2 separate regions of the Homo sapiens genome follow, and region 1 is linked to region 2. The links are chromatin loops, found by intact Hi-C in ENCODE. Cell type or tissue: endothelial cell of umbilical vein. All regions are shown on one strand. Each heading gives the region's core, and the rest is flanking DNA. Links, peaks and the distances in the headings are about the cores only.

Region 1 (15,420 bases), core at 3,566-11,565, 370 kb after region 2:
ATATCAGTTGACCTGAAATATTTTTCTGCAAACATTACTGTCATGGAATTTTTGTAAAGTCAGTTTGCTTACTGATTCATATATAACCAGACTTGACATTTTATGGAACATTTCACATATAGCTGTATTTGAATTTTGATGAGGAAGGAGTTATAACCTGGTCAGCTCTTCATCATGGTAGACTTTGTGCAACCCCAAAACACTAAACAGTTTCATGTCCCTGGAGGTTTATTGTAACCTTGTACTGCTTTCTTGGTACTAGGATTTTCCCTCCATGTTGCTCTGTTTCTCTACATTTCTTCCCATATTTGGGACATTCCAAATGCTACATTCATAATTTATTATTCCTTTAACTTAATTTTCTTGGTATAAAAATAATGGGCTGCAAAGTCACACGTCCCGTTTGACATCAGGAATATTCTAGTCAGTGTTTGTATTTTTAAAGTTTCAGATAACAGGGACAAATTATTTTACCTATTCATGTGTATTTTAGAAATTATACATACCAGATTTTAAACAGTGTATTCAAATAAAACCATTGGCAAGATTCCTTGCTCTGAGATAGAACAGTGTAGCATCTATAGACACCAGGGGGCATGGAGCCACTCAGGCTCTTCTGCAGAGTAGACAGGATAGAGTAGGGGGGTGCAAGTCTGTCTCCGGCACGCGATGATCCAGGTCTTTCCTCTGAGTGGGTGATAGCCTGATTGTAGCTTACAGGTTAGAGAAGCAGGGCAAACAACAAAGTACATGAAAATTCAAGGCCGGGTGTGGTAGTGCATGCCTGTAATCCCAGCACTATGGGAGGCCAAGTCGGGCGGATCACTTAAGTTCAAAACCAGCCTGGCCAACATGGTGAAACCCTGTCTCTACTAAAAATACAAAAATTAGCTGGGCGTGGTGGTGTGCATCTGTAATCCCAGCTACTTGGGAGGCTGAGGCAGGAGAATCACTTGAACCCGAGAGGTGGAGGTCGCAGCGAGCCGAGGTCACGCCACTGCACTCCAGCCTGGGCAACAGAGCAAGACTCCTTCTCAAAAAAGAAAAGTACATTCAGCTTGCTGAAAGTGTACTTGTGGTGTGTGCGTGTGTGTGTGTGTGTGTGTGTGTGTGTGTGTGAATTCCCCGAAGCCTCCATAAATTAAAACTACAAATCGAGATAAAAATACAAAACATTTTGATTTCATTCTTTGCCTTCTATGCACATTAAAGGGTTTGGTTTAGACCAAGACCTGCAGTTCATTGTGATTCTATCAGCCAAAAAGCATGAGTCATGTTATGTAAAATATTCCACAGAACCATTGTTAACTGTGCAGTTCCATTACATGAAATCATTGGGCTCATTTTTCTTCTGAGACATGTTTACTATAGCTTATTGAACCCTGCTAAGAAAATTATAGATCATGATTCCCAAATCGGCGGAATGACCATTATGGTCTCATCCTCAATTCTGTTTGAATTTGGGGCATGGTAGTCCCTGGTCTGTAGTGAATAAAAAATGAAAAAGCTTCATGCTAAATTTTGTGTGTTGTTCTTGTGGCCACCTCTGAATTATGTTGTCTCAGGATTTGTAGTTGTCCTTCCCAGGTCAGAATCCGTCATTGTATTTCATAAGCAGTGGCTAGGAGATCTAGGATAACCACTTCACTGTGCATCTCTTAGGACATCCAAGGATCCCTAAGAGGGTAGACTGGAGTGGCAGAATATCCTCACAGTTCGAATTTACTTTGGGCATCTTCCTAAAATCAACCACTTTTGTCAAAATGCCCTCCCCAAATGCTCTGCCACTTGATGCCTTTGCCCATGCTGTATGTCTTGGAGCACCACTTTTCCCTTTCATTCTGAGAGATGCCCTTCAAGTTCACTGAGAATGTCAATTCCCTAATTTTAGCTTTCCCTGGTCCCTTCATCCCTAGGAAGGGCAGGACTAATTACTCCATATATATATATGTATGTATATTATATACACACACACACACAGATTCTGTGTGAGGCACTGAGGATTCAAAGATGAATGGAAGTTTCTTCTTCCCCACCCTTTCCTATCTCATATCTCAGGCTCACAGTTCTGGGAGACAAGCAAAAATTCAGCAGTGTGACTAATGCTATGTATCAGATGATGGAACTGCAGAGATGGAAGCTGTTTATAGAGTATTTTGATTATGCATCTGCCCTAGCACTTGCTCTGTATTGCAGTTTATTTGTGTAACCGTCTTCTAGACTAGACTGTGCTTCTTAAGGTCAGGGACTGCATTTTACTCATCTCTGGGTCACCAGCACTTGGAGAGCTTCCCATATGCTAGCCGTCTGTATTATGAATCCAGAGATGAAAGATGTGGTCCCTATGCTTAAGGAACTTTTCTCTTGGTGGAGGAGATAGACACATCATGTTCAGATTTCAGAAAGGATGATAGGGGAACATAGAGGAAAAATATCTCACAATCTGGGGAAATGCTGTCGGGGAAAATTAGAGAAAGTGTTGCTTAACTTGGCATTTGAAGGCCATTTGAGTCAAGAATAGAATTCAAGGCAAGATGCAGCTAGAGAGATTGTATGAGGGTGTTCTGAGATTTATGTCAAAGGCCATAGAGAGCCATTGAGAGATTTTAAAGGATGTCCTATTAACAGACCAGAGGCAGATGGACCAGTTGGTAGGGGCCTTGAATTTTTCCAGGTAAGAGGAGTACCTGACGTAAAGCAGTAACTGAGCTATGGAGGGGTCAGCTTGACTGCGGGTTGTGATGAGAACAAATGACTGCCAGGTTTCTGAGTTGGGTAAGTCGCAAGTGGTGCCAGTCACTGGGACAGGAAATATAAGACTGTTCTAAGACAGCGCTCTCCTGATGCTTCTGTCTCTCCTCTGACAGCCTTCGTTACTCATCCCTCAGTGTGGCTGAGGAACAAAGGGGAACTATGCCCATACTCCAGAAGCTCCCCCACTAGAGGTCTGCCCATTCCAGCCATTGTGGCTTCTACCTATGCGTGAAGAAGCCTCCTTTGAAGGGACCCTTTTCTGGCTGTAGCAGGTGCCTTGCCATCTCCACCAAGATGCGAAAGTCCTTGGGAAGCAGAACTGCCTTGCAGATCTAAGGCCATTGTGAAAGCTGCTTTCCCATCTGTGTCTTTGCTCAAGGCCAGATTTCTGTTTGTTTCTGTTTGTGTGGTCCAAAGAAAGGCTACTTCTGATTCTTAGAATACATTATCATTTTCTAATCTCATTTTTTGTTGCGCACCTGAGGATTCCAGACAAAGCTGTGCTTTATTCCATCTGACATCACAATAACAGTTGCTGTGACCAGCTGCATAGGTCAGGGCGAATTGCCCAGGTTCATGTAGCTTCTCCAGTCAGCTGCCATGGTGGCAGCAAGAGCCTTGATCTCATTGCGGGTACTTGTTTTCAAATTTAATCCCTCCATGTCTGTCATATTAGATATGAGTCATGGCATCAAAAATGTATCAGGGGTTCAAGGTGGGTTTGATGCAACCCATTCTTCCCCTCCAAGTTTCTGGCTTATGGAGAGTTCATACAAGGATTGTCAGGAAAATGGAGAACACCTTTATTACAACCTGAGCATGTGTTCAATAAATCCCCCCAAAGTAGGGCATTTAGTAAATTCAGCTGGCGAATGTGGCTTAGGCCCTCCCTGGGACCTGCATGCTCTGATGTGGTGGCAGGTAAGCAAGGTTTACAGAGCAGGAGCAGAGTCCATTTTCTCAGCTAGCAGTGAAGCCTGCAGGCTGGCTTACATCCTCAGCCAGGGAGAGCAGTGGGGATGGAGTGCCTTCTCTCTGTGGTCACCTCCAACTCAAGTGAGCAGGTAGCAAGGAGAGGGGAGGTTGAGAGGCCAGGGCCTCTGGGTCAGAACATGGGGTCCAGTTTGAAGCCACAGCCTCGTTTACACTTCTCAGGCCTACTATGCAGAGTTAAACAGAGCCCACCGAACCTAGCTTCTCCATGTTGAGCATCCCTAATCCAAAAATCCGAAAACTGAAATGCTCCTAAATCCAAAACTTCTTGAGTGCAGACAAGACACTTTAAGGAAATGCTCAACCTGTATAATGCCAGATTTTAAAATCCAAAAAAATACCTGAAACACTTCTCCCAAATACTTGTTCCCAAGCATTCAGTTACAGGATACTCAGCCTGTAGTGCTTCTGAGGCCTGTTGTGGACACACTGAATTGAGGTATGTGTATCTTCAGCGGGGACTAAGTGAGGACCAAGTGGAAGGTAGGCAAGTTGGATATTACAGATCCCAGCCCAGAGATGAAGGCTGGATAACACATTTGTTGAAGTATAGGTAAGTGCAATTGTGAGTTTTCATGCAGTTTGAAAGGAGTGGATAAAGATCTTTTATTTGTCAAACTTCTAAAATATTCTTCTGAACAATTGTTCTTGGGCTCTTATTTCAAAAATTATATTCTGCCGATCAGTCTGTGACTGTCATTACCTTTGAAAGGGCAAACAGTCTCTATCCTCATTCTGGTTTCTAGCCCCTGACAGAATCACTTTAAGAGGAACATTACATATTGTTCTAAGCTGAAATTTAGAACTACAATGAGCACCCCAGTCTGAAGAGTTTGGCTCAGTTTGTTACTGTGAATCCATTGAGGTGTTACTCCTGGCTGAAGTTTGCTTAGTATTATAAGGCAGCCAAGGTCTCCTAATAATGTCATGGGCCAATATTCATAACTTACCAGGGTCTAACTAGGCTTTTTATCTGAACAGGCTTTAAATTCTTAACAAACTCTGGTTATGTAAATATGTTGTTTTAGGGTAAAATAAAATCATTGAAATGAGTGTATCACTTTAATTGTATTAGCACCTTTCAAGTGGCCACATTTGTTTGGACAGTTTCCATAAGGAGAAGAAATAAATTAACAGAATTATGCATGGGATGTGTTCCTTTCTAGTTGAAAGCAATAGAGAAGATTTCAGAGGGAAACATTCATATGCTGTCAGCTGCCAAGAAATAGGACTATGTTTTCTTTAACAGGAGAGAAAATATCTCAATAAATCATAAGTTGTAGATTTATTAGGAAAATGCACCAACATATTCTCTGCTTGAAACTCATACATCTTACATAAAAGGAAATCATCAGCATTTCAGACACACCTTTATTGGAGGGTAAAATCACTTAAGATTTGCTAGTTGCCTATTTTTTTTTAAATCATCTTTTCCAGCGATAATCTGCTAAAGCATCCTTCCACCCTCTTTGTTCTCCAGAATGCCAGCCCCTCTCAAGGTAGAGGAGCTGGAGAAGCCTGCACTGGGCCGGGTCCAAGGAAGCCTGTGATTTACTCCTGTGGCTTGATGAGACCAAGTCATGTGCATATGGTGGATTATTTTTCCTGACTTTGTCTCAAAATTTTGTGTAGAAAGGATGACGATTATTAGATTTTTCCAGGGGCTTGAGGTATAGGAATGGGGAAAATGTATATGGAAATCATGAAACTGAATTATGAGTTTTGGCAAAAAAAAAAAAAAATTCTCAACTGTGAATTAAAGGTCAAAGGCAAGGACACTGTAAATTGTGCACGAGGAGGAATCTGGAGAAGGGTAACCTGTGGCCTTTGTTGTCATTGAGGACAAAGCAATATAAAATGCAAAAGAAAATGGGTTTAAATGCAGGAGAAGGGAATCGGGTTAATCACAAAGAAAGGCTTCTACTCCAGAAACATTTCCATCTGGAAGTTCTAAGAATTGAATGAACAATCTTGTATTTGGAGGCAGAGTAGTAAATGAAGTGCCTAGAGAGAAATGCTGCATGCATCGTGTTTCTGTTGTTTCACAGTTTTTCATAGTGGGCAGCCATATTGTTGTATTCACCTCTCTCCCCTTATTTTTATTATTTATTTATTTATTTGTTTATTTTTTATTTTTCTGAGAGTCTCACTCTGTCGCCCAGGCTGGAGTGCAGTGGCGCAATCTTGGCTTACTGCAAGCTCCGCCTCCCGGGGTCATGCCATTCTCCTGCCTCAGCCTCCCGAGTAGCTGGGACTACAGGTGCCCGCCACCATGCCCAGCTAATTTTTTGTATTTTTAGTAGAGACAGGGTTTCACCGTGTTAGCCAGGATGGTCTCGATCTCCTGACCTCGTAATCCGCCCTCCTTGGCCTTCCAAAGTGCTGGGATTACAGGCATGAGCTACCGTGCCCGGCTTTTTTTTTTTTTTTTTTTTTTTTTTTAAGGCGGGGCTTGCTCTGTTGCCCAGGCTGGATTGCAATGGTGCAATCATAGCTCACTATAGCTTCCATCTCCTAAGCTCAAGTGATCCTCCCACCTCAGCCTCCCAAGTAGCTGGGACCGCTGGGACCACAGGCACATGCCCACCATGCCTGGCTATTTTTTTTTTCTTTATTTTTAATAGAGATGAGGTCCACTATGTTGCCCAGGCTGGTCTCACATTCCTGAGCTCAAGCAATCCTCCCTCCTTGGCCTCCCAAAGTGCTGAGATTACAGTCATGAACCACCACACCTGGCCCAAATATCTCTCTCTTTGTAAAGCCTTTTAAAATTGTGTGTGCATTCTCTCTGAGATTCTGTAAGTGCAAAGGACTTACTGTGTTTCTCATTAATAAGATAATAGGTATTTAATAAGTATCTACTGAATGAAAACAAATGAATGCCTCTTTGAACTATGGCCTCTTCTCTGAATATCTTTGAATTAGGATCATTTATTTGATGAGTATTTTTTTGAGCACCTCATGTAAGCCTGGCACTCTTCTGGGAGTAAAGTAGTGAACAGAGCCCTTGCTTTCAGAGATTCCAGAGAAAGACTAGTAACTAGCAAATATAGTTATGTTAGGTGGTGATAAGTGCTGTGAAGAAGAAGTCAGGTAAGGGGGCAGGGCATTATGAGTGGGGGTGGTGCAGGCTGCCACTATTTTAGAAAGGGTGTCTGGGAAGGCCTCTGGTAAGGTGACCAGAATGTTTGAATCTGATAGTCAATCATTCAGGTGTTTCTAGGAAGAGTTTCAGTTGTGTTCAGGAGACAGTGTGGTTGAAATGGGTGAGGTGGGAAATGTGGGAGCAGTGGGGTGTCACAGGCTGTTCTAAGGACTTTGGGTTTTACTCTGAATAAGAAGGGGACCCATGGGAACGTGTTAATAAGAACGACATGATCCAATTTATTGTATTTATACTCATTGAAAAAATCCAGCCATTGTGTTCATACAAAAAGCTAACTACAGTTCCTGCCTTAGTTTACACTGCAAAGGAAATCACCCAAACTCCCAAGAGTTTTCCATTCCATGTCCGCTCCCCAAGCCTCACTGCAGCTCAAGGCTGACATCTAGTGGATATTTTCATAATTGTTTATGCACAGGCAGTTTGGAACCTATCCACTGTTGATTAAGAATAGAGGGGGAGGTTTAACATAGAAAATGACAAACTGGATGATTAGTAGAATACTATAGTGGATTTGCCTCTGTTTTTCTTTGGCTCTTATTCAGGTAAATTTACATTTATCTAGCATATATTAGCATGTATTAATTAGAACTGGGTTCAGCTGCCAGAGATTAGAGCATCAAAATCATGGGTTGGTAAGGAGGAGAAAAAGTATCAGGTGGGATGAGCCAGGAGAAAGTGTCCTGGTTCTAGTGGTGGCCCTCAAAAGGTAGCTGTGGTTTGTTGTATGGTGTTAAGGGTGTGTGTATTCCAAACCTGTGCTTGCATCAGGTTGGCATTGATTTACAAAGGGAGTCTACTGCGAAGGGCATGGTGGAATGAAGTTGAAGGCAGCATGGAGATACTGAAAGTTGTGAAGTTGAGTGTTTCCAAAAGCTTAGGTGGGGTATTTCAATGTACAATCAAGAGCTTTAGCTTTATAACTGGAAAATTGGCTTGTGTCTGCCATTTACTGACTGTGAGAACTTGGGCAAATTATATTATCTGAACCCAGTTTCTAAATAGTACCCACCTAAAGGTGTTATATTAAGCCAGATATTTTATGGAAAGCACTTAGCAAACTTAGCATTTAGTAAGCAGTCAAAAATAGGTGTTATTGTTTAGAGGGACTACAAGTAGCCTCTAGAGATAGAGAAGGAGGCTATTGTAATAGTGGTATCTGCATTGCATTTTTTTTTTTGCCCCTAGCATTTAACATTAACAGAATTTAACTTGAAACCATTTTGTAGATGTATATGATCCATTTTATCGACTTTGATTGTGGGCAGTTGCATATTCTGCTTAACTAAGACATAGCATTTTTACTACACAGAGATCACAATCATCCAGTGGCTTTCATAACTTTTAGGAAAAAAAGGCTCAAATATGAGCTCTGCAAGATCTGGCTCCTGCGTGCCTAACTTCATCCTCATCTCTTATTCTTCCTCCTCAGTTTCTGCATTCCAGAGACTGGCCTCTCAGGTCCTCCAATGCCTTATCCCACCTGTCTTAGGACCTTTGCATAGGCAATTCCATTTGCCTGTCCACACTCTTCCCACTCCCCTCCCAACCAACTAAGAATACACCTAGTTAACTTCTATTCATCTTTCAGATTCCATTGAAAATGATACTTCTTCAGGAAAGCTTTCCCTGCCTCTACGTCACTCCCTGACAGGGAAAGCCTCCCCTGTTACACAATAAGAACACTTATTGTAGTTTAAAAATATATATTTAGGTGGTTATTCACTCAGCTAGATTGTAAACCTCTTGAGCACTGGCACCGTGTCTGCTCAGCCCATTGCTCTGTCCCTGCCATGGTGCCTCAGATAGAGTAGTCTGAAAAGGGAGGGATTTTATTTGAAAGTTAAAATGTAGAAATAGATAAAACACTTGGTGACCGAGTATGAGGGATGTAGTGGGTTCTATGGTGACAATCACATTCCCTCTAAGACTTGGCACTCATCCCTCCAGATGCTGGGAGTTTTGACGGCTGATGGCTCTCGCCCAAGTCTGTCTCCAGGAATTGCCCTCAGCAGAGAAAGCCACCTCACCCAAGGTCATGCCCCCTCCTGAGAGCAGCCCACATTGAGTGACGGGTTGACTGAGGGATATGTGTGTGGCTTCTGGCTTCAGCGTGGAACAGCTCTGAAGGACCTTCCTGGGTCCAGAGCTTGCCATAGCATTGGCTGAGGCCCCGGTTTAAACCTCACTAAGTGTTCAACTCCTTGTCTCTGTCCTTCATCCTTCAGCCCTCACAGGTGCTGTTCATGAGAGCATCACTCAATAAGCCACCTACAATATCTCTGAGTCTGTTTCCTAGGGAAGCCAGCCCACAGCTGGGCATGATGGAGAGGGAGGAGTCTAAGGTGGCTCCTGGATTTCTGGCTTGAGACAGCACATGATGTTATCCAGTGAGAAGAGGGACAAAGAAGAAAGTGTACAGAAGTTGAAGCAGGTTTGCTGGAAAAGATATGTTTTGGGGGTGCTAAGTCTGAGGTGCCTGTGGGATAGCCAGGAGTTTGAAGCTCAGAGGAAAGATCTAGACTAGAGGTACAGATTTGGGAGTCATCAGCAAGGCAAAAACAATGGCATTAAGGAGATCTTCACCCCATAAAAGTGTGGAGTGTGAAAAAAAAACAACTAACCAGGAAGCATGTGTGTGGGAGCCAACAGAAATGGGCAGGGGAAGGAAGACACACTTCTGGCAAATATAGTGATCAGAGAGTTTGGAAAACCGGGAGTGTGAGCATTGTGGATGACAGAGGGATTTGCAGCAGTTTCAGATAGATGTGTCAGGAGCTGCAGAGAGAGCAGCATGGAAAAGTGTTCATTGGGGTGCATGACAAGGTCGCTGAGGACCTTGCTGAGAGCAGTTTGAGTGGAGTGGGTAGAAGCAGCCAGATTCCAGTGAGTTGGGGAGATGGGGTGGGAGGAGAAGAGACAAATGTGATAACCTTTGATAACGCTCATGAGATGGGGACAGGAGAGGTAGGTAGGGACAGAGCACAGAAAACAGGAGGGTATTTGTAAATGATGGGGGAGATGAGCTGAAGGAGAAGGCCCAGCCAAGAAGGGGTAAAGCGAAGGCCGCAGGTGTGGCAACTGGTTAAAATTCTTGAGCAGGTGGAAGAAGACTGAGCAAACAAAATTAATCCTGGAGAGGAAGAACCAAATCTCAGGCGCCAGAAGTGACGGAAGCAGGTAACAACAGCCACAATTTATTATGCTCTTTATTTAAGGCAAGGAACTTTAAGTACTTTAACCCTCACAACAAATCTACTCTCGAATACCACGCACCTGGCCGGAGCTGGTGGGGCTGCGGAGGCCTGGCCTCTCTCCCTGGAGCCCCGCCCAGTCCCCAGGTAGGCGGGGGAGCGTACGCTTCCGGCAGGACAGGGTGGTTCCAGAACCCACCGCTCGCTCTCTTGAAACCGGCTCCGCGGGCAGGAGGAGGGAATTTTGCATTTCCCGCAGTAAGCGCGCCGGGGCCGGGGAGGAGCCACATGAAAAGCGCTAATGGCGTAACGCATGCGCGCCGCGGAGAGCCGGTGCAGAGCCGGCGCAGGCGCCGAGGTCTGCGGGGCGGGTGTTCTCTTCCCGTCTCCGTCAGCATCCAGGTTCAGCGCCCGGCTTGAGTCCGGTTTGTTTTGTAGGAATTCCTGTTAATTCCTGTCGCAGTCTAGCCGTCTACCAATAGGAAATTTGTTAAAATATAGTGATGTACATATGATGGGCTATTTTCGCAGCTCCACTCACGCAAACCAGAAATGTAAATTATTCCCTTGTCTTGGTCTCCTTATAGTTGAAAAATTATTCTCTCCTGGCACTGTTTTATTTATGGCTGGCGACTGAGCTGTTTAAGCTTTGCAGTTTCTGTCTCGTTGGTTGAATTAGACTTACGAACAAATTGTCCATATGATGACAAGAGGGCAATGATGACTGAGTTTTTCCTGGGCCAAGCGGGTCAGTGGTAGGGAGTTGGCTACTTGGAAAAAAATTCTCCTTAAGACACTTCCTCTCGAAGGTGAGAGCTCAGCAGAAGGGGATTGGGGCCTCACTGTCAGATGCGTAAGTTGAGGGGGTTGTCGTCAGGAGTCCGCTGGAGGGGAGGCATTGCTTGAGGAAACTTTGAAAGGGCTCCACAAGAAAAAAAAAATCAGCCTTCAGAATTTGCCACACCTGAAAGGCACCATTGTGCCTCCAGATTTCTTGGATGGGAATCAAACAGCAGTGCACTGCATCCCTTGGACTGCAAGCTCCCTGAGTGGTCCCTCAGAGGCCCTCTTTGGTAAGCTTGAGGTTAGAAGCAGGCCCCTCACACCACCTCCTTTGGTTGCGGGTTCAGCAGATCTCTCCAAAGGATCCTCACTTGACCTCTCTTCCCATCTCTATTCTTTGACCTCATATCTTCTTTATGGACAGATAATGAATTCAAGGTTTTAGCCAAGTCCTGCTTTGCAAATCCACCAGGATGGTCTGTTTCACTACTGATTCTGAGATATGGATTCACACTTCCAAATGAGAAGAATTTTAGTTTGGTACTGCAGCATTATGCAAACCAACCTACAAGCAGGCAACACTTTCATGGAACAAAAGAGCTTACTCAACTCTTAGAAACCACGACTACCCCTACATTCAGATTTGTCGAAATCCTGGTTCCACCAACCAGCAGAACTCAATTCTAAGCGATTCTTTCTCAGCACACTTCCTATGTGTGCCATTATATTGAGAGAGCTGAATTCAGAGGAGTATCAGGAGAGGGAAACTGTTCTTTTCCCACTGACCATCTCAGGCATATTCTTACAACTTCTTTCGTCACTCTCAGATAATAAAAATTTTTCTAGTTACTTTTAGACCCAAAGTAATCTTATTTGAGTTATGAAAATTCCAGTCCAATATCAAAATCATATAACAACTTTCTCTATCCAATTGTAAACTCTCCACCTTCAGTGAAGTCTTAAAAAAAATTAAACCATGCCAAAGGGTTTATTTAAAAAGCAATCGTCAGTAGTCATTTGCCCTACTTCTGTCTCCAGCCACGGTTCCACTGCCTAGAGGAAGCCATTCTAAACGCTTATTTTTGTGTTTAGTAAATTATAGTTGTTGATAAATTTACGTTAACCCTGGCTTCTCAGTAGGAGCTCAGGTTCTGCCACTTGGCGATTTAATGTTTGGGAGACGTGAGAGATGACTCAGAGACATGCTGTGACATTTCATCTCCTCACCTGGACTCCCCTCCACCCATTTTCTTGAGATAGCAGGTAGCTCGAAGGCCTGTATGAAGCCCCAAAAGGCCAGGATTGCTGGCTGTCAGCCAAAAGGCCTTATCACAAGCCATGCTCGCTGTTGTCTAGTAATTTTTTAGATCCAAAGGCCTGCCCTTGTGGGCCTGGCTTTGACAGTGTTTGTTTGCATGGATTAGGGAGTGGCTTTTGTTGGAACTGATGTTCTTGTTAAGCCTGGCAAGTCTGTCTCTTGGGAGCAACACTACTCCTTTGCCTTTTGTATACAAAGAATGGACTCCACACAGCTGGTGCTGCCAATCTCTTGTCTTACGACCCGTGTATGACAGCTGACTCTCCTTGGTCTCTTAGCCATACTTTTCGAGGCAGCTCTTCTGCAAGGTCAGTGAGCACAGGGACATAAGCCATGCTATTTGGTGTCCTTCCCATAATCCATTGGGAACTTGCTCATGTATTTGCTCCAGAACCTATAGGTTATTATCTCCTTTTCTTCCCTCTCCTGGGCTACTTAAGCACCCCCTAAGTGGTTTATTTGCATCCACTTTTACTCTTCTTCTAGAAAGCTCTCCATATAAGAGGCCAATGTTTACTGGTTATCAATTTATGGCCCCTCAGTTTCAAATCCACTCTGCATTGCCTTCTTTGGCTGGGCCCTTTAAATATGTTTCCTTTGCCACCTGGCATGTTGCTAAGCTTTGTCAGCAGAGGGCACTGGAGAGACACTGGAGGAGGAAGGAGTTTTCTCTCCTAGTTGGGCTGTATGGCTCTCTGGCTCTCTGCAGCCTCCTGCAGTGTGCATAGATTTCCCAGGGCCCACCTCCTGTGGGCAGCTTCACAGGTGCCAGGCTCCTAAGCCCAGCTCCTGTAGTGCATCATGGCCAGCAGCACCCAGTGGCCAGAAGCTTCCTGTGGCATGCTCTTGGGCAGTTTCATTATGGAGTGTCTCTGGAGAGTTACCTCCTTTTGAATGGCTTTCCCTGGTACCCTAGAGGGTGCATTTTTCAGTAAGTTCCACCACTGAGACTTCTGTGTTGTCCAGTAAGCCACGGCCATGGCGTCTCCAACAAGCTCCAGATCTCAGTAGGAGGCTCCTCCTCGGTTAGTGGCAGTTCCTTGTATCGGCTATGCTTGGAATTCTTTCTCTCTCTTGTCTCCAGTTTTCTTTATTTCCCACAGACCATCCCTTGTGACTCCAATTTCCTGTTAAAAAGCTAATAATCTTTGATGTTAAATTTTCCCTGTTCAAATTGCTGCATAGTTTCTGTTTCCTGATTGGACCCTGACTGATACAGGGTGTGATCTTTTTTGAAATGTAAACCTGATTCTGTCACTCTGCCTTGCATAAACTGTTTTATAGGTTCACTCTGATTATGGGATAAATAAAAAACACCTCCTTTTATGCCTTCTGAGGCCCTGCACCATCTGGCCCCTCTTTACCTCCTGGCCTTATCTCATACCAGAGTCCCCCCTAGCTTTTCTCCACCACATGGTTTTTACAGTTACTGCTTCTCTCTCTGGAGTCATCTTCTCTCACTTGTTCACCTGGCAAATCCCTACTCATCTCAGACCTCAGTTGAATCGTCTTATTCTCAGGGATGTCTTCTCCACCTTTCCTGCCTAGGCTGAATCCACTTTATCCACTTTCCAAGCATGATGGACAGCTCCTTCAGACCATTTTTCACAGCTGTAATTTTATATATGTTCGTGTAATTTTTCGGATTAATATCTATCTTTTCTTCTACAGTTGTAAGCTCCCTGAGGGCAAGGGACTATTGCTTTCTTGCCTCCCTGTAGAGCCCCTGTGTCTAGCATATGTTACAAAGAGCCTGTTACAAAGCAGGTATTCCAGCTTGTTCCAGTCTTGGTCCAGTGATTTTCCTGTCCATATTCCAATTTGCCACAAGATGGCAGGCTAAGCTACTCTGGTACTTGATATCCTTTGAGAAAGAAGTGGCACTTCAGGTTAAAATGCCTTTGAGTCGGGAGATCTCTTTGAAGTGAGTGTGATTGAGTCACTTAATACAGAAGACTTCTCTGAAAACATCCTCTGCATCTTCACTTCTTCACTGACCCAGAGGAACTGTATGGAATACTGTCAAGCAAGACAGCTTCTCTTCTGCTTGCTTGAGAGGCTACTGCATGATTTAGGAAACAGTTTTAGGGAAAGCACAAGAACCCTGTGCTCTGAAAATAGGGACACATAGGGAATATAATATTCACTGCTCTTTGTCTCACACTTTGTTTTGTCACTTTGTGACACTTTGTGTCACACACAGTTTTTGAACTGTGAGTTCTAAAAGAAAGGCCTAGAGAAAGAGGTCAGCAAACAATGGCCCTAGGGCTAAATTTCTCTCTCTACCTGCTTTTGTGAATGAAGTTTAATCGGCGCACAGCCATGCCCATTTGTTGGCATATCTTAAGTCTTTTGCACAACTATGAATAATTATTGTTACCAGAAAGGGGTCCCAATCCAGGCCCCAAGAGAGGATTCTTGGATCTCATGCAGGAAAGAATTCCAGTCGAGTCCATAGAGAAAAGTGAAAGCAAGTTCATTAAAAAAGTAAAGGAATAAAGAATGGCTACTCCATAGGCAGAGCAGGGCATTCCCGAAAGCAAGAGGAGGGATGCACCCAACTAGGTACACTTCTTGTTTATATTATGGGGAGAGGCGTTCTACTACAAGGGTTTGTGATATGGTTTTTCTGTGTCCCCACCCAAATCTCATCTTGAATTCCCAAATGTTGTGGGAGGGATCTGGTGAGGTAATTGAATCATGGGGCAGATCTTTCCCATGCTGTTCTTGTGATAGTGAATGGGTCTCACAAAATCTGATGGTTTTGAAAATGGGAGTTTCTCTGCACAAGCTCTGTTTTTGTTTGCTACCATCCACATAAGATGTGACTTTTCCTCCTTGCCTTCCGCCACGATTTTGAGGCCTCCCCAGCCATGTGGAACTGTAAGTCCATTAAACCTCTTTCTTTTATAAATTGCTCAGTCTGAGGCATGTCTTTATCAGCAATGTGAAGATGGACTAATACAGTTTGTGATAAAGGATTAATTTTCTTAATTACTATATTTTGCAGCAATTGATATTATTATCTTTAAAGCAAAATTACGAATGCTTCTGTTCTCAAGATATTGGGATATCAGGACATTCCTGAGTCTAGGTCTGTTTAGTAGATGTTACCAATTTGTTCCCTTAACCATAAGCATCTGGAGGCTAGGAATACCTAAGTTCCTGGGAATGCAGCCCAGCGAGTCCCAGCCTCATTTTACCCAGCCCCTATT
Region 2 (15,420 bases), core at 3,916-11,915:
TGCAAGGGAGTTTAGACTGACATGCTAATCTTTGGCCTCGTTGCAGATAGTTACAGGAGGCGCTAGATTACAGGGGCCAAAAAGCAACCCCCAAGCTCAAAGGTGGAATACACCATGGCCTACTCTTTCCTACATACAAACATGTAGCCTAAAGAGGCTGAAATAAAGAGTCACTTTATTTCAGGATTTGTCATTAAACTTGGATCAACCATTACATTGATTTGTCTAAGCCACATGGGCAGTATCACTAAGTAGTTGTTACTTCAGTTGCCATGCATGGCATAATCCAAAGCTGCTCACATGTCAGAAGAAGCATATGGATTTGTGTACATCAGATTAAAATAAGGTTGTGCCAGTCCCTTTGCTTCCATGTATACAACGGGGTCCACATTCAGGAGCTGTCATTGATGGTATCAAGCACAGCAAAAGAATTAAGAACCACCAATGCCCATGTGAATTTTTCTGTTTCATAGCAAGCACATGGTCAGAGATAAAACAGACGCAGGTCAGATGGCTGGCCTCAGCTGCTGTTTGATTCAGGTAGCTCACTATATATTTGTTTTGCCAGGATGCACTTGCGGATCCAGAGGACAAAGAAAGTATTAATTGTCCTCCCCATCCCTGTACTTCCTGAGGTCTCATGTGTTTCCTTCCTAGGGGCTGAAGTTGTTGCTTTCCTTCTTTGGCCACATAGTTAATGTGTCCCATTCCAGTAGATATAACTTCGCCTTTTCTCCAATCATCCCCTACTTGTGCCTGTAGCTTATAGAAGGGTAAGTACATATGGGACAAATTTAGAAACCTATTATGTCTTCCATTTTGGCCTATATGGACCACTATAGAATGACTCAGTGAGCAGGGCACTCAATCAGATGGTCATTATGGATATTTATGATCTGGGACCTTATCAGTTGAACAAAATGAATCCAGGTGGGTAAACCCAAATTAAGCTTGAATCTCTAAGCCCCCTTTTGGCTGGCTGCCACCCAAGGGATATATGAAACAAACCATCCTGAGATTGCTTTTGGGAAAAAGAAAGAAGCAAGATAACCAGGGTTGGGCCAGGCAGAATCCCAAATTTTCAAAACAGATGTATATAATCCCCCACTCCTTTTGTCCTGATTATTTCCCAGGAGGCTACAAGGATGAAATGAACCCTTTCTGAAGGTGGCCACAGTTAGTAAGCAAACTGCTTCATACAGGAGTGTGGACCAGGAGGAGGTAAGAGAGGTGGAGCCAGAAACATTTTTGAGTTGATTTTCAAGAAGGCCTTTCCAAGCTCTCAACAATTCCAGATACCTGAGGATGGTAGGAAGCATGGAATGTCCATTAAGTACCTAACTATTGGCTCATTGTTAGGCATATCATGGTCAGACTATAGAAGGTCTAGGAACCCCAAAACATGGTCCTCAGTGCTATAGCTTGAATAGGCTAATCAGATTGGAGCAGCAACTCCATATGGTGGAGCAGCAACACCATAACCTGAAAAATGTCTATGGTGGAAAGGCACGAGGTGAGCCCAAGAGGAGGTGACAGAGGTCCCTGCTGGGAAGGGGCAAGGGCAATCCTCCATGTAATGTGGACTCCTTCACCACAAGAAAAGGAGGCCAACTGGGCAAGATACATAAGTCTGGTATGCAGTGGTATCTTCTGCATGAAAAACATACCTTTTACTTTGTATCCATTCTATTGTGGTGGGTTCATTGCCTTATCTAGTGCAGTGATGGATCCTAGTGGCAAATCCCAGTGACCAGGCAATACAGACTTGTTCAGCGACTTGATTTCAGTCGGTCTTATCAGAGAGCAGGCCCTTACTGTTACTGTGGGTATCTATGTGAGTGACCCAAAGTGTCTGATTGGCAGCCACAATTTGTTTGTAGTTTGTGGCCCCAAACAGGAATATCTTTAATTTACCAACTGTAGTCTTCCAAGTGGCAGACCAGGTGACTACAGTACTGTTAGCAGACCAAGAATCAGTAAAAATACGGCTAGTCTTTGGGAGTATTGCCTAAGGTAAGGGTGATGGCTTTTCATTTCAGCCCATTGGGCTAACTGGTCATTACCACTCAGTCTCCTGGAGCTGTCATTGAGGTTGGACAGCTACTGCCCCCTACTGGACACCATCGGGTTTTAACTTAGCCAAAGCATCAGCAAACCAGGCCAAGGCATTTAAGGGACCATTAAGCCAGCAGCTTTGCTTCAGACAGTGGCCACCTGTATACCCAGTGCTTTGTCCTCAATGTCAAATAAGTCAGGCTAAAGCAGGAATCAGATACATAGAACAGTTGACTCTGTCCTATTAGGCAAGGTTTTGCATTCACATTCACTTTTGAGCACCTGCTCACTCATGTCTCAACCAAATGAACTTCTAATGTTTTCAATCCACCTAAAGATCCATGTCAAATAGCAAAATCTTCATTGTTCTCTCCATTTATTTCTGTTTTGGAGATTTCTTGGCCCTGCAGCCGCAACCACATGGTCTTTCAGCTTGCTGCCCCCGTGGTCATGTACCATTCCTTCTTTTGCCTGCCCAGAGGAAGGTGAGCAAAAACAAAGGCACTATTTGGGTGGCTTGCTTTAATCCCACCTCTCACCATTCAGACTCATTAACAGAGAGAATACTGGGGTCACTCGCCCCTTAACCTTGCCCACCACCTGGGCATGATCTCAGGGGGTCTTCTCACCCTTGAACCTAAGGATACCTGAGAATGGGCCTCTAGGGTTCTTGTCCTTACTCTTCAAGAAAACTATGTCTCTCCAGCTGGGTGCAGTGGCTCATGCCTGTAATCCCAGAACGTTGAGAGGCCGAGGTGAGTAGATCACTTGAGGTCAGGAGTTTGTGACCAGCCTGGCCAACATGGTGAAACCCCGTCTCTACCAAAAATATAAAAATTAGCCAGGCATGGGGGCACACACCTATAATCCCAGCTACTTGGGAGGCTGAGGCACAAGAATTGCTTGAACCCGGGAGGCAGAGGTTGCAGTGAGCCAAGATCGCGCCACTGCACTCCAGCCTGGGCGACAGAGTGAGACTCTGTCTCAAAAAAATAAAAGGAAGAAAGAAAGGAAAACTATGTCTCTGTCAGTATCCTATCATCTTTTACTGTCTTGTCAGTTCTGGCATTTAATTAACCCTATTTACAAGGTAATAAGTTAGCTGCAGATGCTGGCAGAAGACACAAGACTCCCATCAGAGACGAAAAGCGTCATTACTAATGGCATAGCTAGGAGCTAGGAGTACTTATCTGTTTGCATGAGTTTCCCTCCCCTCCAAGGATTATGGGGGCAATATGGAGGACTCAGATGGGCCCAGCACACAGTGGGTTTGCATGACATCTGAAGAGTGCTAGATTTTGGGAATCTCCAGCTTTTAGTAAATAGAGTAGTAAGCAAGCCTGCTTGTTCTTTGCCCTGGTGGGTGACATTACCTCGTCACTCAAGATTGCTCACTGCAAACCCCACTCTGGAAAATGGTCCCAGTAAAGTGGAGTCAAGCTTTTGCATTCTTGGCATACCCAGTAAGTACATTCAGGGACATTCAAGGCCCAGGGCAGATTGCCTCTCCCAACACTATTGTGGTATTTCCAAAACTCATTTGTGTCTGCAACCACTACAGAAAAGTTTGATATAATGAAATTACTGATATTTGCGACCTATATACTTCCTAGGGATAGTAATTCTTTTTACAAATTAATACAGTAAATGCCTTGAGAGTTTATAAATACATAATTATATAGCTATAATTATAATTAATAAATCATGTTTCTATTTTTCCATTTCAATTTTAAGTAATGTATTTTGGGTATATAATATATTTAGGATTTAAAATGAACTATGACAGAGTACCTACTTTACATTTGTGTGTGCTATTATAAATATAGTTATCTTTCTAGGCCAAAATTTTATACCAATTTGTAAATGAACAAAAAAATATAGTGAACATTTATATATATATAGTGAGCAATTGTTTTTCTCTCCAAGTACAGTGACAGAAAATATAAGCACTGGGGACACAGAACAAGAATGCAAAGAAATTAATTGGAAAACATGTAGGTCCCAAAGTATTGGTTTTGGGAAAACATCTGGCCTCTTCAGTACTCCAGTGGGGAGAAGGGCCACCGTAGGCAGTTTTAGTCAAGTCTTGGGCATTGAAGTCTGTTAAAGTAATCGTCTCAGCTGAAGAGGAAGCAAATAGCAAAGGCCCCAGGGAGACAGATATAGAAAATATGGTAGCCATTTTGGGGAAAAAATGTAGAGGTAGGATCCAGAATATTTTGAGGATCAGCTGCCAATTATCTATAAGTTAATCATAAAGGCACTTACTGGGAACAAACAGCAGTCCTGTAGAATATGATTTCAGAATAGGGTTCAGGAAGATGCCTCCTTCCTTTTCACTGATTGAAAGGTGGTCATATTTGTGCAAAAGGCAAGAAAATTCTTAGAATTTTGGAATATTCTTTGCCTCACTATGAGGCTACAGCTTTATAGGAAGCTGTTTATCTAGAGAAATGGCAGAAGCAGGACACCATCCAAGCCTCAGGTCAGGAAGCTACTCACTAGCTCACTGTTAATAATTGTGACATCCCTAATATCACTGAAGACAGGGCTCCAGGAGATCTGTGTAGGAGCAGATTGTTATAATGGACTAGGAGCTGGGTGGAAGATGCTCTATGGGTCAACAAGGAGAAAAAAGGAAAACAAAGCAAACAAATGAAAAACAAAAATGAACCTGCAGACAGAAATTTCAAAATATTTGAAGAAATCTAATGCTAACAAAGCAAACAATATTATTCAGATTACGAATTCATTCCTAGTGGGAGAGCATAAATAAAGCAAAAAAATAAGCCACACAGAGAAGATATTTGCAAAACCAACCAAGAATTAGTATCCAGAATACATAAAGAACTCCTATAGATCAGTAAGAAAAAAAAACAAATAGCCAAGTTCAGAAATGAGTTACAACACAAGAAGGCTATTTACAAAAGAAACAAATATCCAGCAAACATATAAAAACATTCCACCTCAATTCGGGAAATGCACATTAAAACACAGCTGTAGGCCAGGCACAGTGGTGCACGCCTGTAGCCCCAACTACTTGAGAGGCTGAGGTGGTAGGATCACTTGAGCCCAGGAGTTGAGTCCAGCCTGGGCAAGCTATAGCAAGACCCCTTCTATTAAAAAACAAAACAAAAAACTGTAACCGTCAGATTGGCAAAAATTAGCAAGTCAGACAAAACCCAGTGTGGTGAGGATGTGGAGAAACAGGAACTCATACATTACTGTTATGAATGTTAACTTGGAGTAGCTATTTTAGAGAGCAATCTCAAACCAGAAGTTTCAGAAATTCTTATGTACTTACCAGGAGATATGTATGAGAATATTCATTACAATATTGGGTAATCTTGAAAAATGAGAAACATGCTAAATATCCCTCTAGAGAAGAATAAATATATTATTTTCATATGACAGCATACTTATTCCAGTGAAAATGTATGAACCCAGGCAACTTGAATAAATCTGAAAAATACTGCTTTGAGTAAAAAATGACACGATTCATGCAAGACCATTTGTACAAAGATTGAAAACATGTAAAACAATACTATGTCGTTTATGGATATATATATATATATATGTTTGTATGAAATAGAAGCATAAAAACATTCATTGGAATGATAAACACCCAATTCAGGATAGTAGTCTCCAAAGAGGGAGAGAAGGTAATGGAATTGGGGACACAAAGGAAGTATTAACTTTATCTGTTAGGTTTTATTACTTAAAAAATGAAAAATCCAAAGCAAAATATCAAAGTATTTTTCTCAAAATCTCCATATCATTGTTATTACCATTAAATAGCTATGTGCTTTTTTTTTAAAAAAAGGAGTTCATCTTAAGAGAACTGGACAGACACAAATATAAAGTTAAAAATCACATTTTGACCTAATTTGTTTCCCAGATTCCTTTCAAGTGCTGTTCTCTGGGTCAGAGAACTTTTAATTCTCTTTCACCCTTTTCATACATTTGGAGAAAATCTAAGTGTCATAATCTTTATGTGACAGATGAAAGAAGCTCTTGGTGTTAATTACAGGAAGATTTAGAGGAAAATTATGACCACCTAATGAAAAACGAAAAAAAATTTATTCACTGTTTCAGAGATATTGGGAAATGTTTTCACATTTCAGAAGCATGATGGACCTGATCATAGCAGAGTAATGTCCTTTTAAATGACTAAATCAAGACCTTCCTGTAACTTCAGCTCCCTTACTTCTGCTTACCTACCATCAGAGTTTTCTTAAGTATATATCCTCTTTTGATCTATTATCTCCTTCGCTCTTATACTATTTCCTACCCACTCCAAAATTATAAAAGCAGACCCTAAAACAAACCGTCCTCCAAACAGGATCAGTTTCTGTATAGCTCTAACAGGTTATACTAAATGATTAACTTCCAGGCCAGGCACAGTGGCTCACGCCTGTAATCCCAGCACTTTGGGAGGCTGAGGCAGGCGGATCACCTGAGGTCAGGAGTTTGAGACCAGCCTGGCCAACATGGTGAAACCTGATTTACCAGGCTTGGTGGCAGGCACCTGTAATCTCAGCTATTCAGGAAGCTAGGGCAGGAGAATTGCTTGAACCCTGAAGGCAGAGGTTGCAGTGAGCTGAGATTGTGCTACTGCACTCTAGCTGGGCAACAGAGCAAGACTCTGTCCCAAAAAAAAAAAAAATAGATTAACTTCCAAATCCTCCAAAAAGTATTTGCATTATAAGAATATTCTCAAAAACATAAGAACTCCTCAGTTCAAGAAATACCGAGGAAGTATTTAGACTTTCTGTAATGAGAAGGTTTTACAGGAAGCAAAGTAGCCTATAACATGGGTCCAAAGGGTCACACAACCTTCAGAGGGTTGTCAAATTAGCTTACTGCCTCAAACTAGTATCTTCCTCTGTTCCATTGATACTAGAAATATTCTCCTGATTTTAGCACTTAAAGTTCTCTGTCCCTTCTGCTCATTCCCAAAGATTGAATTTGCATACAGGACAATTTTTTTTTTTTTTTTGAGACAGGGTCTTCTCTGATACCCAGGCCGGGGTGCAGGGGCACAATCATGGCTTACTGCAGTTTTGACCTCCTGGGCTGAAGTGATCTTCCCACTCCGGCCTCCCAGAGTGCTAGGATTACAGGTGTGAGCCACTGTGCCCAGCCAGTTGCTTGTTTAGGAGAACAAACAGGTTGGCCTTGGTCCAAGTAAATTATATTGTTTCTAGTCCAGCCTTCATAGATAATATCTGATGGGTCTCTGTCATTTGAAATAGGAGATGCTGGCCTCCTCCCCAAGGTACCTGCTAAATTCCTATTGTCTATGCCTTTGTTGGTCCTATATCATCATTATCTGTAGGCAGAATATAGACATCTTTCTCAGTGAAAAAAAAAAATCAGACAAACCACTACTGTAATTCCCCATTATCCACGGTTTTGCTTTCTGTGATTTCATTTACTGTGGTCAACCATGATCTAAAAATACTAAGGTATTTTGAGAGAGAGAGACCACATTCACATAACTTTTCATACACTATATTATTATAATTGTTCTATTTTATTATTAGTTATTGTTAATCTTTTACTGTGCCTAATTTATAAATTAAACTTTACCATAGATATGTGTGTATATGAAAAAAATAGTATATATAGAGGGTTTGGTGCTATCTGCAGTTTCAGATATTCACTGGGGATCTTGGAATGTATCCCCAGGAGATAAAGGGGGACTACTCTATTTATAACATTCTAACTATTTTTACTTTTACCTTTTCCTAATCTTGGTTCTTAATCACTAGCTGAACTGTGTATATTACAATCAGATCTTTCTGTCTGCATGCCCTTTATCTTGGGCCATTCTTGGTTCTATCTGACCATCTATGTTTTGTTGAATACTACACACTGGAAAACTATTTATAATAATAAAAACATCTACTGAGCATTTGCTTTGTTCACTGTTCTAAGAACTTTTACAAATATCATTTGTCTCATTTCATATGCATAATAACTTCAGGTACCATTATTACCCCTGTTTTATATATGAGAAAATAGAGGCACAGGAGGATAATTTATTTAATCTGTGAAAATGTTTGATGATACTTCTGTGAGAAACAAAGATGAAATTATGTCAAAGAGCTTTGTAATACGTAAAACAAAGTACGAGCATTGTACTGTTATCTGCTTCATAACAAGGCTCAATGAATATTTGTTGAATGAATGAATGAGTAAATATCATTACTGAGTTGCACTGTGTCTTGTGAGGGTAGAGTCCTCAGAATAATGTAAAGTGTAAATATGCCAAGCACTGTGTCTATAGCTCAGTAGTTACCCCCACCAACATATACTAGTTTCCTTCTTCTCCTTCCCTTTTCCTCTAATTTCCAATCGAAATGACTGTCTGATTGAATATCTTTAAAGGTCATGATGAATTACTCTGTAATATTTGAAGTGTTATGTTCAGAAAGGTCAAACTTTATTTTTCGGTATGAAGTGTCACACAGATTTGTTTTTCCTGGGCAAACTTTTTTTTTTTTTTTTTCCCCAAAGAAAAGATGGCAAGAAATTTAGAGCAGGGTGCCCTCTTGAGGAAATTTTAGCATCTTCCTTCTCAAGAACTGACATCAAATGAAATGACAAGTCCAGATAAATGATGTACACTATTAATGAAGCTCAGAAAAATGAAACATTAAAAAGTAAGAATAACCAAATACCAGGTATTTGAGAATTAAGATTCTTAACTGTTATGATCTAATATAGCAACTGTAAATAAGAATTTTTATCATTTATTTATTTATTTATTTTTAATTTTTTTTTTTGAGACAGAGTCTCACTGTGTCACCCAGGCTGGAGTGCAGTGGTGCAATCTCAGCTTACTGGAGCCTCCGCTTCCTGGGTTCAAGGATTTTCATGCCTCACCCTCCCGAGTAGCTGGAACCACAGCTTGCACCACCATGCCCGGCTGATTTTTTTTGTATTTTTAGTAGACACAAAGTTTCACTATATTGGCCAGCCTGGTCTCGAACTCCTGACCTCAAGTGATCTGCCCATCTCGGCCACCCAAAGTGCTAGAATTACAGGCATGAGCCACCACTCCCAGGCTTGTAAATAAGAATTTTTAAATGAAAACAAAAACCTCTAGAAGATATTTCATTTCTTCTTATTTACTCATTTCTTCAAGTAATATTTATTAGGCACCTATTCTGTGCCAGGAACTATGCTGAGCACAGGGATCAATAAAACATGGTCTCTGCTTTCATGGAGCTTACAGTTTGTGAGGGAGCTCACACTGAAGAGAAACAAACAAATATATATGTAATTGCAAACTGAGAAAAGTACTATGAGAGAAATGAATAGGTACTAGAATAAAGAATAACAAGTAAGTTCTATTTAGGGTCATCAAGGGAAACCTCTCTGAGAGGAAATATCCAGCAGAGTCCGTTGGCTTTTCCACCTATTCCAAGTCTTCCCATCTAATATAGACAGTCTACAGATCCTCTTTCCTAGCCATGGTCTTTCTTATCTTCTCTTATCTCTGCCCCTGTGGTGGACTGAGTCAATCCTATCTCTGCCCCTGTGGGCAAGCAGTTAGTTCTCATTCGTCCTTCTGCACCTCACTGTCACTCTAGTAACCTTGCCTTACAGCAGGGATGTCCAATCTTTTGGCTTCCCTGGGCCACACTGGAAGAAGAAGAATTGTCTTCGGCCATACATAAAATAGCACTAACAATAACTGATGAGCAAAAAAAACAAAACAAAAAAAAACACGCAAAAAAATCTCATAATGTTTTAAGAAAGTTTAAGAATTTTGTTGGGCCACATTCAAAGCCATCCTGGGCCACGTGCAAGCCAGGTGCCGCGGTGTGGACAAGCTTGCTGTAGAGCTGCACATTCTTCACAGTAGGTGGTCTGCTTGATTAAAAAATGTATTCCTTACTAATATTGATAGTCCCTCATAGGAGAACATCAATGCATTATCATGCTAAAAGGGCCCACTTCTAACAAGGTTAAGGATGACAAATGGACAAATAATCCTGCCTGCCATTATCCTCTGAATAGGGAGAGATAAATAGGCACGAAGTAGGCTGAGAACCTGATCAGGCAATACTGTTTGGTCACACTGACCTTGAAATATCTGAGGTACCAAGCACATAGAAACCTCCAACTGGAAGTAAAAATGAGGAAATAGATCTGAGAAAAGAGCCCAGAAGAACAATTTTTAGAGTCTTATTTTGTTCAAAGCTGCCATGTTACACAGACTTACTATGTAATGGTTGGCCTGGCTCATTAACACTCTTGCTGTGGCCCTTGTAACTAAGCTTCTTTCTCTTTTTTTTTTTGAAATGGAGTCCGGCTCTGTCACCCAGGTTAGAGTGCAGTGGTGCGATCTCTGCTCACTGCAACCTCTGCCTCCCGGGTTCAAGCAAGTCTCTGCCTCAGCCTCCCGAGTAACTGGGATTACAGGCGCCTGCCACCACGCCTGGCTAATTTTTGTATTTTTAGTAGAGACGGGGTTTCACCATGTTGGCCAGGCTGGTCTAGAACTCCTGACCTCGTGATCCCCCCACCTCAGCCTCCCAAAGTGCTGGGATTACAGGCATGAGCCACCGCACCCGGCCTGCTTCTTTCTTGAGGTGGGTTGATTCTACCAGACTGGAGGATTTAACTGACTTGGAGAGTACTGCCTGCAAGTGGGTGGGCCTACCATGACTTCTGAGTTGGCATTTAGGTGACCGTTTGAGTCTGGGATCCAAACTTGGTTTTTTTGTTTTTTTTTTTTTGAGACGGAGTCTCACTCTGTCGCCCAGCCTGGAGTGCAGTGGCACGATCTCGGCTCACTGCAAGCTCCGCCTCCCAGGTTCACGCCATTCTGCTGCCTCAGCCTCCCGAGTAAATGGGACTACAGGCGCCCACCACCACGCCCGGCTAATTTTTCGTAGAGATGGGGTTTCACCGTGCTGGCCAGGATGGTCTCAATCTCCTGACCTCGTGATCCACCCGCCTCGGCCTCCCAAAGTGCTGGGGTTGCAGATGTGAGCCACCACGCCCGGCCCTGGGATCCAAACTTTGAATAAGCTGCCTCTACCTTAGTTGTACCCATAAATAGCTTTCTTTAAGAAAACTAATCATCCATACCTTATTAACCAGAGGTCCTGAACAAAACGTTTAACTACTTTGAATCTCAGTTTCCTCACCTGTAAATTGGGATTTAACATCTCTGCTTATTTCGCATTATTACACTTTGAGTATAAATAATAGGTACTATGTTGGTCAAAATGTGCTGAAACTAATACACCTACACATTGCTGCTGTTAGATAGCAATTTGGAAAATACACCAAACACTGTAAAATGTGCAAACGTCTTTGACCCAACAATTTGGTTCCTGATAATTTATTCTTGTGAAAAAATTAAGAAAAAAAATGTGAAAAAAGATGTACAGTGAAGCATTTACTACAAAAAAAATATTAGAAACATTCTAGATATCTAACAATAATAGACTGGTTAAATAAAACATGTTGTTTTATTTGCAATAAAATATTGGCCAGCCACTATGTAAATTATATTCATGTAGAAAGTTCTTGGAAGGAAACATGAAAAAATAAAACAATTGATAGTATAGTGGAATTACAAGCATTTTTCCTTATTAATTTCTCTGGATGTTATTACTCTAGGAGAATAATTAACATACTTAAAACATTTTAAAATTAAAAAAAATTTTGACCCCATAGTACATTTTTTTCTTATCATCTCTTGTTTTTTATTTAGGGAAATTATCGTTTCATGAAACTCTTACTTACACGCAGAGCAAACTGGATGCAAAAGGATCTGGAAGAGATGACTCCTTTGCACTTGACCACCCGGCACAGGAGCCCTAAGTGTTTGGCACTTCTGCTGAAGTTTATGGCACCAGGAGAAGTGGATACACAGGATAAAAACAAGGTAATGGATACTCAAAATCAAAGACTAATAAGACCAGAAAGCAAATGCTTCCTTTTATGATGTGAAATTTCAAGGAAGAAGGCCTGAATTACCACATATATACATGGTAGAACAATTCCAAATCTCCATACATCTCAGGGAAGTATTTCACTTAAATTCTGTCATTTTATCCTCTCAGCAACCATGTGTGTTAGGTAGTATCATCTTTTTACAGATGGAAAAACTGAAGCTCAGGAAGATTAAAAGTTTGCCCAAGATGCAAGTGGCAGAACTAGAATTCAAATCTAGTCCTGTCGGCCGGGCGCATTGGCTCATGCCTGTAATCCCAGCACTTTGGGAGGCCGAGGCAAGTGGATCAGCTGAGTTCAGGGGTTCAAGACTGGCCTGGCCAACATAGTGAAACCTCATCTCTACTAAAACTACAAAAATTAGCCGGGCATGTTGGCATGCGCTTGTAATCCCAGCTACTCGGGAAGCTGAGGCATGAGAATCGCTTGAAACTGGGAGGCAGAGGTTTCAGTGAGCCCAGATAGTGCCACTGAACTCCAGCCTGGGTGACAGAGTGAGACTGTCTCAAAAAAAAAAAAAAAAAAAAAAAAATCAGTCCTGTCTTAACTCCAAAACCCAATATTTGACAGGGAGTCATAATAGTTACTATAGGTGGTTAGACTCATGATGGCCAAATGCCCATGGCAATGTCCTAAATGCTTAGTGGTTTAGTGGCCTACGCTTTGGTATCAGCCTTCCTGGGTTTCAACCCAGAATCCACTACTTAACTTGTTCTGTGTCCTTGAGCAAATTGCTTAACTCCTCTGTGCCTCAATTTTTGTATGTATGGAAAAAGGTTAATAGGATTACTGTTAGGTTCAGCATAGTATTACATTTCAGTAAATAGAATCAGAACAAGTATAACATAGGAAAAGAAAGGAATTACGTGTTGTTTATTGAAGATGTGGTTATAGGTAATTAGTAAGTGCTATTATACTTGTGGCTTTTTAAAAATCTGCAGTTGTTAGTAAGCAAAAGTAGTAAGTTAAATAGTGAGTGTTCATATTAAATGCCTATAGGTACACCTTGAAGGAATACCATGTATGTCAGTTTCTAAAGTTTTTAATGTGACAGATGAGCTTGGTTCCTGCTCATTAAATTATCTAATTGTAGATTGGATTGCTGACAATGCTACTCACGAGGGCTAATATATATTTAAACAGTTCTTACATTTTTTCTTAATAATTATCCTAATAGGGAAGCCAGTCTTATAGAATTATGTTGACGAGAACAGCAGAAGAGATTTTAAAGCAACTTCAACAAGTTCAAGATGATCATTTTCAACTTTTATCTGAAATAAAGTGTGAACATTGTCAAAATCAAAATGGAGTTGTTTCTGTTTAAAACAACAACAACAAAACCTGACAGAGCCAGGGAAGGCCATGAAGAGAGGATTCTTGTGCTTGTAAGCCTGATTAAAAAAAAAAAAAATCACAGACTGTGCAAAAACCACAGCCTTGCACAAAGGCCATCATAACCTTACACAAAAATTACTTCTTCAAAGACATTTGCCCAGCAACTGCCTGTCCAACCTTGCACTGGCATTATCTTTGTTATCGATCTTTGTAGCCAAGGATCATCATTTGAAAACAATTACGTAATCCTGCTCATTTTTCTTTTAAAAACTTTTGTCTTCCTTTACTTGAGTACACATAGTTTAGCAATGCCCTACTACCAGATACCAAATAAACATTATTTTCTTTCTTTCTTTTTTTTTTTTTTTTTGAGACAGAGTCTCACTCTATCACCCAGGCTGGCGTGCAGTGGTGTGATCTTGGCTCACTGAAACCTCCACCTCCCAGGTTCAAGCGATTCTCATGCTTCAGCCTCCCAAGTAGCTGGGATTACAGGCATGCGCCACCAGGCCCAACTAATTTTTGTATTTTTAGTAGAGACGGGGTTTCACCATGTTGACCAGGCTGGTCTCGAACTCCTGACCTCAAGTGATCCACCCGCCTCGATCTCCCAAAGTGCCGGGATTACAGGCATGAGCCACTGCGCCCAGCCAAACATTATTTTCTTTTAGAGAGACTCTGTTATTTAGGTTGACTAAAGCAAGTGCTGCTGTATTTTCAAAATGTATCTTTTCATCAATAACTGGGTCTAATAATTTATCCTCTAAAATTATATTTAAATTAAAATTTGTCTACTGATACATGGAATGGGTTCCAGATGCATGAATTTCCTATGCATGTATTTTTTTATAGATATTAAAATTCGAAACATCCTGTCAAGTTCTTAAGGTCCTTGGTGATAACCAGATGTGCATTATCAAGATCATCACTTACTTTGTTGATGATTATTTATAAATGACTGGGCCGCTTTCTCTTTCTCAGTGTTATCAGTACCGGATGAACTAAATAACTGTCATGCCTAAGAGGTCAGATTCTGGAGTCAGACTGCCTGGGTTAAAATCTCAGTTCAGCCACTTACTTCCTTTGTGTCCCAGAGCAGATTACTTAGGTTCCGTGTGCTGTTTCCTCATCAATCACATGCAAATTTAAAAACATACTTGTCTCCCAGAGATAGTAAGATGACTGCATGCAATTAAATAGACAATAGTCTCCCTTGTTCAAAGGAAATATATTCCAACACCTCCAATGGACACTTGAAACTGCGGATAGTGTCAAACCCAATTCCCGTCAATAGGAACACATTTCTGTTCATATCTTCTACCCACAAATTTAGTACTTTTTCCGTCTTAACTAAGCACTTATCAGGCACTATGGCCATAATTTTTGCAGTTTGGTATGCAACAGCAAAACCAGCATGAGTTTCTTCTTCCTTCTTTACAGTTTCACAGATAGATTTGTTCTTACGGTAGAGCTTAGCAAACTCAACAAACAATTTTTTCTTATTAAGTTGAGAGCTTTCACCTTTTCACTTAAAGGAAACACTTCATAGCTGCTCTTTGGCATATCTGAATCACCAGTATCAATAATTTTGAGCTTTGGGGCCATTAAGTAAAAGAAGGATGACTTGAACACAAGCACTGTGAATCTAATATTGTGACAATGAATGGGATAACTGAGTTGGCTGCTAGGTGACTAACTGGCAGGGAATGTCTACGGTGGGGATATGCTGAACAAAGGAAGGATTTGTGTCCCAGGTAGGATGGGGTGGGATGAAGCACTATTTCAACATGTTATTTAGAATGGCACACAATTTAAAACTTATGAATTGTTTATTTCTGGAATGTTCTATTTAATATATTTAGACTTCGGTTGAACACAGAGACCTGAAATCATGAAAAGTGAAAACAAAGATACAGGGCAACTACTGTATAAAACTCTTATAACAGTGCCTGTCCCACAATAAAAGATTGGGGAAAGTTAGTTGTTACTGTTGTTATTTCGAGAACCTCTCGATTTTGCAGCAAACAGCTCTGCATTGGAGTGCCTACT

Evidence for each region. Hi-C counts contacts between places; a loop is a spot of excess contacts. Peaks named below come from ENCODE experiments on the same cell type or tissue, not always from the same donor. Only the 100,000 strongest peaks of a DNase experiment are listed, where the experiment ranks them.
Region 1: a loop joins it to region 2, with 12 times the contacts of the local background. A loop is called at or near these places in 13 of 110 quality-filtered maps.

Annotation. Positions count from the first base shown.
Region 1 is chr9:100,588,502-100,603,921 of GRCh38, forward strand. No RefSeq gene overlaps it. Among named protein-coding and RNA genes, the nearest start is that of CAVIN4, 18 kb to the left of the region's middle. RefSeq lists an enhancer at 10,246-10,540. In endothelial cell of umbilical vein, for the core only: a CTCF peak has its summit at 7,314 (motif pointing left); DNase peaks (open chromatin) are centred at 7,290 and 10,410; H3K4me3 peaks cover 577 bases.
Region 2 is chr9:100,214,268-100,229,687 of GRCh38, forward strand. It overlaps INVS (inversin), which reads left to right. Exons shown (of 17, transcript NM_014425.5): 4 at 11,795-11,968; 5 at 15,393-15,420. Among named protein-coding and RNA genes, the nearest start is that of INVS, 120 kb to the left of the region's middle. In endothelial cell of umbilical vein, for the core only: a CTCF peak has its summit at 8,617 (motif pointing left); a DNase peak (open chromatin) is centred at 8,584.